Linked DNA regions of Homo sapiens: all the other regions are linked to region 1. A link is a loop called in an ENCODE intact Hi-C map of the cell type or tissue named here. Cell type or tissue: endothelial cell of umbilical vein. All regions are shown on one strand. Links, peaks and the distances in the headings refer to the core of each region. The heading gives the core; the rest is flanking DNA.

The links. Hi-C counts contacts between places; a loop is a spot of excess contacts. Peaks named below come from ENCODE experiments on the same cell type or tissue, not always from the same donor. Only the 100,000 strongest peaks of a DNase experiment are listed, where the experiment ranks them.
Region 2: it touches region 1 in a loop (15-fold over the local background); 2 of 110 quality-filtered maps call a loop at or near these places.
Region 3: a loop joins it to region 1, with 19 times the contacts of the local background. A loop is called at or near these places in 102 of 110 quality-filtered maps.

The regions. Positions count from the first base shown.
Region 1 is chr3:32,662,764-32,667,218 of GRCh38, forward strand. No RefSeq gene overlaps it. Among named protein-coding and RNA genes, the nearest start is that of CNOT10, 20 kb to the right of the region's middle. In endothelial cell of umbilical vein, for the core only: no CTCF peak of the experiment used is centred there; a DNase peak (open chromatin) is centred at 2,208.
Region 2 is chr3:32,467,496-32,471,950 of GRCh38, forward strand. No RefSeq gene overlaps it. Among named protein-coding and RNA genes, the nearest start is that of CMTM6, 33 kb to the right of the region's middle. RefSeq lists silencers at 192-261, 852-961. In endothelial cell of umbilical vein, for the core only: CTCF peaks have their summits at 523 (motif pointing left) and 2,574; DNase peaks (open chromatin) are centred at 396 and 2,536; H3K4me3 peaks cover 187 bases; H3K27ac peaks cover 1,704 bases.
Region 3 is chr3:32,507,720-32,512,174 of GRCh38, forward strand. It overlaps the pseudogene RPL31P18. Among named protein-coding and RNA genes, the nearest start is that of MIR548AY, 3.6 kb to the left of the region's middle. In endothelial cell of umbilical vein, for the core only: a CTCF peak has its summit at 2,579 (motif pointing right); a DNase peak (open chromatin) is centred at 2,592.

The DNA.
Region 1 (4,455 bases), core at 245-4,244:
AGTCTACAAGTGCTTTGGGACAAGATGTAGGGACAGCTGAGTGGGATTTCCCAGCATTTCCTGCAATTGAGCAAGGTTCAACTGCTTGCAAGGTTAATGAAATATGGCTAGTCACCAAAGGAAGTTAAACAGTAGCAAAGATCCAAAACAAAGTTACCTGCAGGAGAAGATACCTAGGTTTATTTCCATTTGCATTATTTGCTATAAATAGTGAGGCCTTGGCCTCCTTGTACCACCCTAAGGAAAAGGACTATTGTTCTTTCTTTGGTTTTATTGATAAATGAAAGAGCAAAGGTGGAAGGTGTACCCACAGTCGGTAAAATTCTCAGACTGAACCAGCTGGACTGAGGAAGAGAAACAAGAGATGGTATGCATAGGGATATCTGGTAGTCCAGACAGAAGTAAGTGAGAGAAGAGATATTTCTTCTCTGAAATATATCAGAAAGATAGTGGCTAATCCATCACAGACACAACAAATACAGGTTGAATGGAGGAACACAGACCCCAGTCAGTCTCACTATGTGGTTACTTATGTATGTAGTTCAGCTAAGTTATTTACATTCATGTTGGAATTGGACCTACAAGGTTTAAACCTGACAGTTTTGAGAGACATTATCAGACACTCAAAAAAAGAAACCTGTTTAAAAATGCCTTCCCTGGCTCTCCCTCTCCCTCTTCCCTCTTCCCTCTTCCCTCTCCCCTCTCGCCTCTCCCCACAGTCTCCCTCTCCCTCTCTTTCCATGGTCTCCCTCTGATGCCGAGCCGAAGCTGGACTGTACTGCTGCCATCTCGGCTCACTGCAACCTCCCTGCCTGATTCTCCTGCCTCAGCCTGCCGAGTGCCTGCGATTGCAGGCGCGTGCCGCCATGCCTGACTGGTTTTCGTATTTTTTTGGTGGAGACGGGGTTTCGCTGTGTTGGCCGGGCTGGTCTCCAGCTCCTAACCGCGAGTGATCCGCCAGCCTCAGCCTCCCGAGGTGCCGGGATGGCAGACGGAGTCTGGTTCACTCAGTGCTCAATGGTGCCCAGGCTGGAGTGCAGTGGCGTGATCTCGGCTCGCTACAACCTCCACCTCCCAGCTGCCTGCCTTGGCCTCCCAAAGTGCCAAGATTGCAGCCTCTGCCTGGCCGCCACCCCTTTTGGGAAGTGAGGAGCGTCTCTGCCTGGCCGCCTATCGTCTGGGACGTGAGGAGCCCCTCTGCCTGGCTGCCCAGTCTGGAAAGTGAGGAGCGTCTCTGCCCGGCCGCCATCCCATCTAGGAAGTGAGGAGCGCCTCTTCCCGGCCGCCATCCCATCTAGGAAGTGAGGAGCGTCTCTGCCCGGCCTCCCATCGTCTGAGATGTGGGGAGCGCCTCTGCCCCGCCGCCCCGTCTGGGATGTGAGGAGCGCCTCTACCCGGCCGTGACCCCGTCTGGGAGGTGAGGAGCGTCTCTGCCCGGCCGCCCCGTCTGAGAAGTGAGGAGCCTCTCCGCCCGGCAGCCACCCCATCCGGGAGGGAGGTGGGGGTCAGCCCCCGCCAGGCCAGCCGCCCCATCCGGGAGGTGAGGGGCGCCTCTGCCCGGCCGCCCCTACTGGGAAGTGAGGAGCCCCTCTGCCCGGCCACCACCCCGTCTGGGAGGTGTACCCAACAGCTCATTGAGAACGGGCCATGATGACAATGGCGGTTTTGTGGAATACAAAGGGGGGAAAGGTGGGGAAAAGATTGAGAAATCGGATGGTTGCCGTGTCTGTGTAGAAAGAAGTAGACATGGGAGACTTTTCATTTTGTTCTGTACTAAGAAAAATTCTTATCCTGTTGATCTGTGACCTTACCCCCAACCCTGTGCTCTCTGAAACATGTGCTGTGTCCACTCAGGGTTAAATGGATTAAGGGCGGTGCAAGATGTGCTTTGTTAAACAGATGCTTGAAGGCAGGATGCTCCTTAAGAGTCATCACCACTCCCTAATCTCAAGGACCCAGGGACACAAACATTGCGCAAGGCCGCAGGGTCCTCTGCCTAGGAAAACCAGAGACCTTTGTTCACTTGTTTATCTGCTGACCTTCCCTCCACTATTGTCCTATGACCCTGCCAAATCCCCCTCTGCGAGAAACACCCAAGAATGATCAATAAAAAATAAAAAAATAAAAATAAAATAAAATAAAATAAATGCCTACCCTGGCTGTAGAATAATTTGTGTTATGATACCACCTAGTGGTCAATGGTAAATGTATGTTTTCAAGTTAAGCATGTACAAGCAAAGGCACAAAGATATTCAATACATATGTAAAATGCACGTCCACAAGGATCACTGTCCTTTATAAGCTGATAGTCAATGTTTTGAAAACCATTGTTTTTCATATATATTTTCCCCTTTTAAATTGTTTTCTCTACCTTTTCCTTAATGGTAGTTAGTATTCCGTGGTATGGAGTTGTCTTCATTTATTTAGCCAATCTTCCACAATGATCTTGTGAGATATTTTCCAATTTTTTGCTATTTCAAAGCATATTACAACCACCATCTTTTTACATGTAACTTGTCTTCCTTTGCATGATAACTGTGCAGACACATGTCAATAGAGGGCTCTGGCCGGGCCCGGTGGCTCACGCCTGTAATCCCACCATTTTGGGAGGCCAAGGTGGGTGGATCACCTGAGGCCAGGAGTTCGAGACCAGCCTCGCCAACATGGTGAAACTCCGTCACTGCTAATAAAACAAAAATTAGCCAGGAGTGGTGGTGCATGCCTGTAATCCCAGCTACTTTGGAGGCTGAGGCAGGAGAATTGCTTGAACCCAGGAGGCAGAGGTTGCAGTAAGTTTGCGCCATTGTACTCCAGCTTGGGTGACGAGCAAAACTCCACCTCCAAAAAAAAAACAAAAGTTCATTTCTTTCTTGTGCGGAAATAAAGTATAACACATACAATTATGTACAGCACATAATACTTGGTAATGATATTTAAAAATTATGTTACTAGTTTATGTATTTACTATGCTGTACTTTTTTCATTATTTTAGAGTGTACTCCTTCTACTTATTACAAAAAAAGTTAACTGTAAAACAGCCTGAGGCAGGTTCCTCAGCAGGTATTCCAAAGGCAGGCACTGTTTTTGTTTGTTTGTTTGTTTGTTTTGAGACAGTCTCGCTCTTTTGCCCAGGCTGGAGTGAAGTGGCACGATCTCAGCTCACTGCAACCTCCACCCCCCAGGTTCAAGCAACTCTCCTGCCTCAGCCTCCCAAGTAGCTGGGACTACAGGCATCGCCATCATGCCTAGCTAATTTTTGTATTTTTAGTAGAGACAAGGTTTTGCCATGTTGGCCAGACTGGTCTCGAACTCCTGACCTCAGGTGATCCACCTGCCTTGCCCTCCCAAAGTGCTAGGATTATAGGCGTGAGCCACTGCACCCAGCCAGGCATTGTTATTATAGGGTTAACTAAGGTTAATTTATCATTGAAGATAAATTTCTGGCCAGGTGCAGTGGCTCACACCTGTAATCCCAGCATTTTGGGAGGCCAAGGTGGGAAGATCGCTTGAGCCCAGGAGTTCGAGACTGGCCTGGGCAACATAGTGAGACCCTGTCTCTTTTTTTTTAATTAAAAAATTAATAAATAGCCCAGGCGCGGTGGCTCACGCCTATAATCCCAGCACTTTGGGAGGCCGAGGCGGGTGGATTACGAGGTCAGGAGATCGAGACCATCCTGGCTAACAAGGTGAAACCCTGTCTCTACTAAAAATACAAAAAATTAGCCGGGCATGGTGGTGGGCGCCTGTAGTCCCAGCTACTCAGGAGGCTGAGGCAGGAGAATGGTGTGAACCCAGGAGGCGGAGCTTGCAGTGAGCCGAGATTGCGCCACTGCACTCCAGCCTGGGCGACAGAGCGAGACTCCGTCTCAAAAAAAAAAAAAAAAAAAATTAGTAAATAATGCCGGGTGTGTTGGCTCACGCCTGTAATCGTTTCACTTTGGGAAGCCAAGGCGGGTGGATCACCTGAGGTCAGGAGTTTGAGACCAGCCTGGCCAACACGGTGAAACCCCATCTCTACTAAAAATACAAAAATTAGCCGGGCGTGGTGGCATGTGCCTGTAATCCCAGCTACTCGGGATCCTGAGGCAGGAGAATCACTTGAACCTGGGAGGCGAAGGTTGCAGTGAGCTGAGATCGTGCCACTGCATTCCAGCCTGGGCAACAAGAGCAAAACTCTGTCTCCAAATAAATAAATATATAAATAATAAAGAGAAAAATTTTCTTTCTATAAAGGTAGTGTAGTTTAAGTGTACAGTGCTTATAAAGTCTACAGAAGTGTACAGCAATGTCGTGGGCTTTCACATTAACTCACCACTCACTCACTGACTCACTCGGAGTAACTTCAAGCCCTGCAAACTCCATTCATGGCAAGTGCCCTATAAGGGTGTACCATTTTTTATCTTTTATACTATCATTTACTGTGTCCTTTCTATGTTTAGGTACACAAATATTTAC
Region 2 (4,455 bases), core at 140-4,139, 200 kb before region 1:
TTAACCGAAACTGTGACAAACCTCATCAGCCGGGCAGGGATGCGTGTGGAGCGAGCCGCTGGCCAAGTGCTGCCAGATGCCCCAAGTGACCCAGAGAAATGGTCATCTGGATTTCCACGCTAAACATTTCCCGATTTTTAAATGCTGCCAAGTATCTTTTCAAAGATACACTTCAGGCCAAACACACCTGCTGGGGGCTAGCTGAAGCAGCCAGCCCCAGTTTGCGATCCTGCCCAGGAGGGCCCTCAAGCGCTTGCCCCAGGGTCTTGGCAGTTCTCCGGAAAGTCGGGGCCCCGCCGGTCTGGCAGATGCTTCCTAGCGAACCCAGGGGCAGCGCGCTGGGCGGAGGCCCTCCCTGGGGAGCCCCCGGGGTCCCCGGCCAACAGCTGTGCCTGCTGCCACACCTCCCAGCTGGACACAGCTCTCCTGTAGCGAAAACAAAACCCACCAAGCAGGTGGCTGCAGGAGCCCGCGCGCAACGCGCCCGCTCCTGGCCGCGCACGCCCCCTGGCGGCCATCGGGAAGCATCGCCGCCGCGTTCCTTGGGGAGAGCCACGCCTCTGGGAAAGCTAAGAACTGTTCACATTAGAAGCATCCACTTGCACGGTTTTTTTGTTGCTGTTTTTTGGGGGGTTTTGTTGTTGTTGTTTTGTGGGTTTCTTTTTCTTTTTGAGACAGAGTCTAACTCTGTCACCCAGGCTGGAGTCCAGTGGCGGCACGATCTCGGCTCACTGCAACCTCCAACTCCCAGGTTCAAGCAATTCTCTTGCCTCAGCCTACCCAGTAGCTGGGATTACAGGCGCCCACCGCCACGCCCGGCTAATTTTTGTATTTTAGTAGAGACGGGGTTTCACCATGTTGGCCAGGCTGGTCTCAAACTCCTGACCTCATGATCCGCCCACCTCGGCCTCTCAAAGTGCTAGGATTACAGGCGTGAGCCACCGCGCCCGGCCTGCACGTTTTATTTGAACCTCAGGTACACAGATTAATCATCATCCTGAGTTCATAACACTCTTACACTCTAATCATGGTCCATGCATGGCCTCCTTCCTCCCTCCTTCCCTATTTTTTGTTTATAGTCAGCACTGAAGCTAGTCGTGACAACCTGCATTCAACTGTAACAATATGCTTCTTCAGTTCATCACCCTCCCATCTTTTTCCTCCCAAGGTAACCTCCCAAATCCCCCATTGATCACGGGCTTGCATTTCTTGTAATCTTGGTAGTTTATAATTAAATGGAAAAGATACCACACTGTATGTAATCTTTCAGGACTTTATTCACTTACCATTATGCAACATGTTACATCCTCTTGGCCTCACCTATCCCTTGATCCAGCCACCACTGCAGTGCTAGCCCTGCAAGGCCTACGACCATGTCATGCCAGCATAACCTGATAGCTGTGATTTGGGCCTTCAACTGTCACCTTGGCGCTTTCCTGTGGACACTGCCATGGGACCTGCTCAGCGGCCACACAGTGCAACTTGCAAGTGCTGCAGGGGAATTCACTCCCTGTGAGGTAACACTGACCAATGGGACACAGGAACCAGTGCGTGCATTCTTCCTCCTCCTCTCCTGGACCAGACCACCCTGAGGCACATTTTACACAGCTTCTCAGAGGACAGTCCTGTGGAATCGAGCAACCAATCACACAGTGGTGGCTAACTCAGTAATATCCTCATATTGGCTCACTCTCCTTCCCTGGTTCACTCATGATGATGGCTCAGCGGGCCACGTGGATACAAGCTGAAAATGTGTGCTGGCTGCACTAATAGTGTTATTTCAGGGGTAGCCTTGAAAGACAGCAGTGAAAGGAAACACTCCCAATGGGCAAAGCTCTGGGCAGTGCATCTGATCATCCGCTGGAAAGAAAATATACAGACTCAGGGAGTGGTGAACGGCTTGGCTGATTGGCCAGGGGACTGGAAAGAGAAAGACCGCAAGGCCCCAGAGGGATGAGTGAGACAAAACGAGTCTTCAGCCACTAAACTTCTCAAACAAGCAAGTCATTTGAACAAGAGGTGGATTTCTTACAAAATGCAAACTCTGAGTAATGAGGCCACTGCATATCAGAAAAAAAGCCCAGAAAAAAACCTGCATAATACATGTTATGACTGAAAGCCAGGTATGGATGGAATGAAAGGGACAGGCAGAGCTGGACTAGCTAGGGGGCTGTAAGGGTGCTCAGAACAGCAGATGACCTGATACAAAACCTGGAGTGGATGTCACAGTTCCTGTGGAGCAAAGATCTAAGTCTCAGCTGATACAACTCAGTCTGGGGCAAACGACAGCAGAGGGACAAGACTTAGATGTGGGGTTGCATCCCCAGATTCATTCCTACCCAGGAGGAAGTCCCAAATATTCCTAAACTTACTACATACTTGCTGTGGTTTTGTGAGGTGGTGTGTTGTGTGTGTGTGTGTGTCTGTGTGTGTGTGTGTTTGCCTGGATTGTGCTTCTCTTTTGCAAGAACCTGTTCACTGGATACATTTATTGTGACCCCTGTTGGTGACTCATATCAGGAGCAGTCAGATGCATGCCCAAGAATGGTGTTTACTCATAAAGCTTGCCAAGCATAACATTTGAAACAATGCCTCTTTCTGGGAGAAGAAAAAGTATTTGGTCTTCTCACACAGGTTTTATACCAACAGAGGTGCTATACAGCGCTTTCTTTTTTTGAGATGGAGTTCCGCTTTTATTGCCCAGCTGGAGTGCAATGGCGTGATCTCAGCTCACCACAACCTCCGCCTCCCAGGTTCAAACGATTCTCCTGCCTCAGCCTCCCGAGTAGCTGGGATTACAGACATGAGCCACCACACCTGGCTAATTTTTTTGTATTTTTACTAGAGACAGGGTTTCTCCATGTTGGTCAGGCTGGTCTTGAACTACCGACCTCAGGTGACCCACCTGCTTCAGCGTCCCAAAGGAGCCACCGTGCCCAGCCTATACAGAGCTTTCTTTAGCTGAACATCCCTGTCTGTCGAATGGATGCTGGGAACTCTACTGTGGATTAGGGAAGCTTCAAAAAGAGTGTGGCCATCTTTTGTTTCAATTGTGCTGACATAATAAAAATGAATGAATGTTTTGCTGCCATCCTACCTGGTACTTGGTTTGCAACCTAGGGTATTGCTAATGCATTATTTTAGATCTCCCTGTGGGGAATGTCAGTTTGCTTTCACGAGCACAGCATATAGCACACTTTTATTGCCCTGAATTTCCCAGTGATGTGGCATCAGTGGGTTGGACAAACCCAGCACAGTGTGAACTGCTGGTGTATGGGCAGGCATTTCCATCATGTCTGCACAAAGAAGACTGCTTTCAGGGCGTTACATGCCACCCAAGCACCACTGACGAAAGACAGGTGGGCCCTGAGCAAGGACAAAACCCAGGCGCTCTGCCTTTCAAGTGGTCATCTTGGGGGCTGTGTCACAGCTCAAATAGATATTTCACAATTAAATAAGGAAAACTTTGTAATAGCCACCAACTACAAAAGAAGAAGAAGGAGGAGGAGGAGGAAGAGGAAGAGGAAGAAGAAGAAGAAGAAGATAGAAGAAGGACAAGGAGGAGAGGAGGAGAGGAGGGGGAGGGGGAGGAGGAGGAGAAAAGAAGAAAAAAGAAAGAAGAAGAAGAAGAAAAGTGGCCCTACAGCAAAATTGGCCGCTGGATGGTACATCCCAAACCTAAGAATATTCCTACAGCTTCCATCCCCCAAGTCATCAGACATGTGGCCACATTTGCCCAAGAGCCTGAACAACAAAGAACCTAAGAATCAGCCCAGACAGCAGTAACAGAAGCCTTGCCCTAGAGCCTTTATTTCCTTTGGGTCAAGGAACTACAGGGGTCTGGGACTAACTGCACAGTTGATTAGAGCCTTTGGCAAACCAGACTTCTCTGGTTCTTCTTCTAGACTTTGACCTTTTGAACTTGAGGACTTCTTCCTGCTGCTGAGAAACAACGGCCAGCATCACTGAGCCCTGCCTACGCAAAACAGTCTTCAACTTGACATTCTCATCCTGCAATTCTGAACTAAGTTTCACAAATGGGTGGGACAAGCTCCAGAACATCCCATCACGAGAAGAAAATGGATCTTCCAATTAAGGGCCAAACCCAGCTCCTCAGCCTTTAGCCATCTTCAGGGTGGGTCAAACAGGTGGTGGCCCACCCAGGAGACAGAAATAGTGTCTTTCCTACTGTTTTACAAAAACTGCTGGTTTTATGAAGATGCCACCTATGAAACAGGCCACCTGACAAGAAAGCATCACTGAAGAAAGAGCCCACCCACCTCTGAGCAAGCAGGGCCTTTGGAATGCTACAGCCATCTAGTGATGGCGCAAGGGTGATGGCCCACAGCTTTGGGCACTCTGTGCAATGGGCTGAACTCCAGAAGGGATTTCTGGCCACAGAGAGTACTGCCCTAAGATTAAACATGCCACATGGGCTGTCACGAATGGCCCATC
Region 3 (4,455 bases), core at 140-4,139, 160 kb before region 1:
AAAAAAAAAGAAAGAAAGAAAAAAAAATTAGCTGAGTGTGGAGGCATATGCCTGTAGTCCCAGCTACTTGGGAGGTTGAGGTAGAAGGATCGCTTGAGCCCGGGAAGTTGAGGCTACAGTGAGCCTTGATTGTGCCATTGTGCCACTGCACTTCAGCCCAGGTGACAGAGTGAGACCTTGTCTTAAAAAAATAAAATAAAATAAAATATTGCCTTTCCAACTTGGACCCAACAGAATGGCTTCCGCAAAGAAGGGTGGCCAAAAGAAAAAGGGCCGTTCTGCTATCAACGAGGTGGTGACCCAAGAATACACCATCAACATTCACAAGCGCACCCATGGAGTGCGCTTCAAGAAGTGTGCCCCTTGGGCACTCAAAGAGATTCGGAAATTTGCCATGAAGGAGATGGTAGCTCCAGACATGTGCGTTGCTACCAGGCTCAACAAAGCTGTCTGGGCCAAAGGAATAAGGAATGTCTCATACCGAATCCGTGTGCGATTATCCAGAATAAGGATGAAGATTCACCAAATAAGCTCTATACTTTGGTTACCTATGTACCGGTTACCACTTTCAAAAATCTACAGACAGTCAATGTGGATGAGAACTAATTGCTGATGGTCAAATACATCAAAGTTATAAAATTGCAAAAAAAAAACAACCTAATTTATTAGTTAAGTAATCAGAAGAATGTAAAACTGGTTTATAGGCGGTTATGAGAGGGGTGTGTGTGTGTGTGTGTGTGTGTGTGTGTGTGTGTGTGTATTCAGTGAAAGAAAAAAAATAATGCTAAGATAAGATTGCTAGGTTAAATCCAAAACTGGTTTATGGTTTACCGGAAAATAAAATTGTTATCTTTGTGATGAACTCTAACACAGATAAATCATTTTTATCTCCCTCTAACAAAAATAATTTGCAATTTACCAATTTTCTATAATTAATACCTTAATTATGGAATCTGGGCCCAACTCAGTAATAAATACTAACTCAAAGAAAATTGTCTTTCCCTAGACGATCAGATGACCCTTAGGAGGGTTTTGTAGACCATGCTCTAGTCTAGGGGTCTGCAAACTTTTTCTTTAAAGAACCGGATAGTAACTATTTTAGGCTATGAGAGCCATATGGTCTCTGTCGCAACTACTCAACTCAACTGTTGTTGTAAAACAAAAGCAGCTGTGGATGATATAGTAACAAATGGGTGTGGCTGTGTTCCAATACAACTTTTATAACAGCAGGCAATAGGCTGAGCGCCGTGGCTCACGCCTGTAATCCTAGAACTTTGGGAGGGCAAGGCAGGCGGATCACCTGAAGTCAGGAGTTCAAGAGCAGCCTGGCCAACATGGTGAAACCCCCTCTAAAATACAAAAATTAGCTGGGAATAATGGCAGGTGCCTGTAATCCCAGCTACTCAGGAGGCTGAGACAGGAGAATCGCTTGAACCCAGGAGATGGTGGTTGCAGTGAGCCGAGATCACGCCACTGCACTCCAGCCTAGGCGACACTGTCTCAAAAACATAAAATTAAATTAAAAATTAAAATTAAAAAATAATAAAAGCGGGCAGTAGGCTGGATTTGGCCCACAAACCATAGTTTGCTAGCCCCTGCTCTAGTTCAGTAGTTCTCAAACTTAAGTGATCATGAGAATCCCCCGGAAGGCTTGTTAAACCACAGATTGCTGGATCCAACTTCCAGAGTTTCAGACTCAGTAGATCTTGGGTGGAACCTGAAAATTTGCACTCCTAACAAGTTCCCAGGTGATGATGATGCTGCTGGTCTAGGGACCACACTCCACACTTTGAGAACTACTGTGCTAATATGACATTGAAAGGGCACTTGGTAATCCTTATTTCCAGGTTTTGGGTCATTTGTTCCAACAAAGGGAAGATGAAGAACTCAGATTAGGGCACACTGAGATTGAGGTGCCAGAGGGCATCAAGCGGAGTTTGTGGTAAATAGTTTCAAATTTGGATCTGGAGGCTGGGCGCGGTGGCTCACACCTGTAATGCGAGCACTTTGGGAGGCCGATATGGGCCAATGACTTGAGGCTAGGAGTTCAAGACCAGCCCAGCCAACATGGTGAAACCCTGTCTCTACTAAAAATACAAAAATCAGTCGGGCGTAGTGGCGCATGACTGTAATCCCAGCTACTCGGGAGGCTGAGGCACCAGCTCTGTTTAAAAAAAAAAAAAAAGGATCTGGAGCATTGGAGGAAATAAAGCATTTGGGAAATACTCATAGAACTAAATAGTTACAGTCATAAAAGTGCTAAGGGGATGAACTTATAGGAAGAAGAGGATTTAGGCCAGAACTTTGGAAGGAGTAGGAAAGAAGGTGAAGAAGAGCCAAGAAAATAAAGCAGTGGTTAAAGAGCGGGAAGAGACAAGAGCAGTGATGTGAAGGCAAAGAAGAGTCTTAAATTGTATGAATATTTCCAAATTCCACAAAGTGTCCAAGAATGCCAGATAAGCAAGAACTTTGGATCAGAGATCTCCTAGGAGAGACAGCTTATCAAAGTTCCTCTCCCAACAAAACTAGACTAGAGAATAAGCAAGTAACATCATCAACCTCCACATTTTCTTTACACCAGCAGAGGGCCGCAAAGGCAAAGGAATGCTAAGGCTTCTGCACTCACCAGTGCAGGGTTAGTTCTTAGGTGTCATTAGGGGAAAAGATTGTGTGTCACTTAACCTCCTTGCTTCCATCATTATTTGGTTATTTTAGTCCAGGACAGTTTGACCACGTGAGTGAGGGATGTGATAAAGAAAGGAAGGAGCTTCTGAGTGCCTGGGGAAGGGAAAGGGTGGGGTCCAATTTGGAATTTGGATTGCAGGGAGACCCTGTCATCCCCAGGCAGCCCTAACACAAAGTCTAACCTCATAATGAGTGCCATTGCAGGTCATACAATCAATCTTACAGGTTTTGTCTTCATTATTGATTAAATTTTATTTTTTGAAAATATGAAACATTGATAAAGGTTTCAAAAGTAGAAACATACAAAAAGGTTCACTTAGAGAAATGTCACTCAGTCTCTATGCCTTCCACCTGATTCCCACCCACCCCTCCACTGTAAGTAACAAATTTTGTTAGTTTCTGGTTATCTTTCCTGTGTTTCTTTAGTGGAAAGGGACAGATACAGATGGGTATGTGTGTTACATATATATTAGTACTTTTTATTTTCATTTATCAATACATCCTAGAAGTTACTCTATATCAGTTCATAGAAATCAATTTCATTTGAAAAAAATTGTAGTTACTCCATCATGCAGCTATGTCACAGTTTATTTAGCCAGTTTCCTATCCATACGCATTTAGGTTGTTCCCACTATTTTGCAATTACAAATGGTGAATAAATCTGTGAATGTTACTTTTATATTGTGAATAATACTTTTGTATTACTTTTGTATCTTTAGGGTCAGTTCCTAGGCATGTGATTACTGAGTAGGCATATGCAATTTTGTTAAACTGCAAATTTCATTCACTAGAGGCTATATACTATTTGGCACTCCCTCGAGCAGTGAAGGAGTGCATGTATTTCTCCATTGCCTCTCCAACACTGTGGTCAAGCCTTTGAATTTTTTTCATTCTGATAGGGAGAAATAATATTTCAGTGTAGTTTTTTTTTCTTTGTTTGAGACAGACTTTCCCTCTGTCACCCAGTCTGGAGTGCAATGGCATGATCTTGGCTCACTGCAACCTCTGCCTTCCCGGCTCAAGCAATTCTCCTGCCTCAGCCTCCTAAGTAGCTGGAACTACAGGCATGCACTACCACGCCCGACTAATTTTTGCATTTTTAGTAGAGACAGGGTTTCACCATGTTGGCCAGGCTGGTCTCGAACTCCTGACCTGAACTGATCCACTAGCATTGACCTCCCAAAGTGCTGAGATCACAGGTATGAGCCACCGCGCCCGGCCTCAGTGTAGTTTTAATGTGTACTTCTCCCATGAGGAAAGCTGAACATATTTTCATATCAAGGGCCATTTTTATGTTATTTTTGATTTGTCTGTTCATGTCTTTTTTTTTTTTTTTTTTTTTGAGACAGAATCTTGCTCTGTTGCCAGGTTGGAGTGTAGGGACGCAACCTCGGCTCACTGCAATCTCTGCCTCTCAGGTTCAAGCGATTCTCCTGCCTCAGCCTCCCGAGTAGCTGGGACTACAGGCACGTGCCACCACACCCGGCTAATTTTTTGTATTTTAGTAGAGATGGGGTTTCACCATGTTGGCCAGGATGGTCTCGATCTCCTGACCTTGTGATCTGCCTGCCTCAGCCTCCCAAAGTGCTGGGATTACAGGCGTGAGCCACCGCGCCCGGCCAAGACAGGGTTTTGCTTTGTCGCCCAGAGCTGGATGGAGTACAATGGCTTGATCTCAGCTTACTGCAACCTCCTACACCCGGGCTCAAGCCATCCTCCTGCCTCAGCCTCCTGAGTAGCTGGGACTATAGGCACGCACACCCAGCTAAT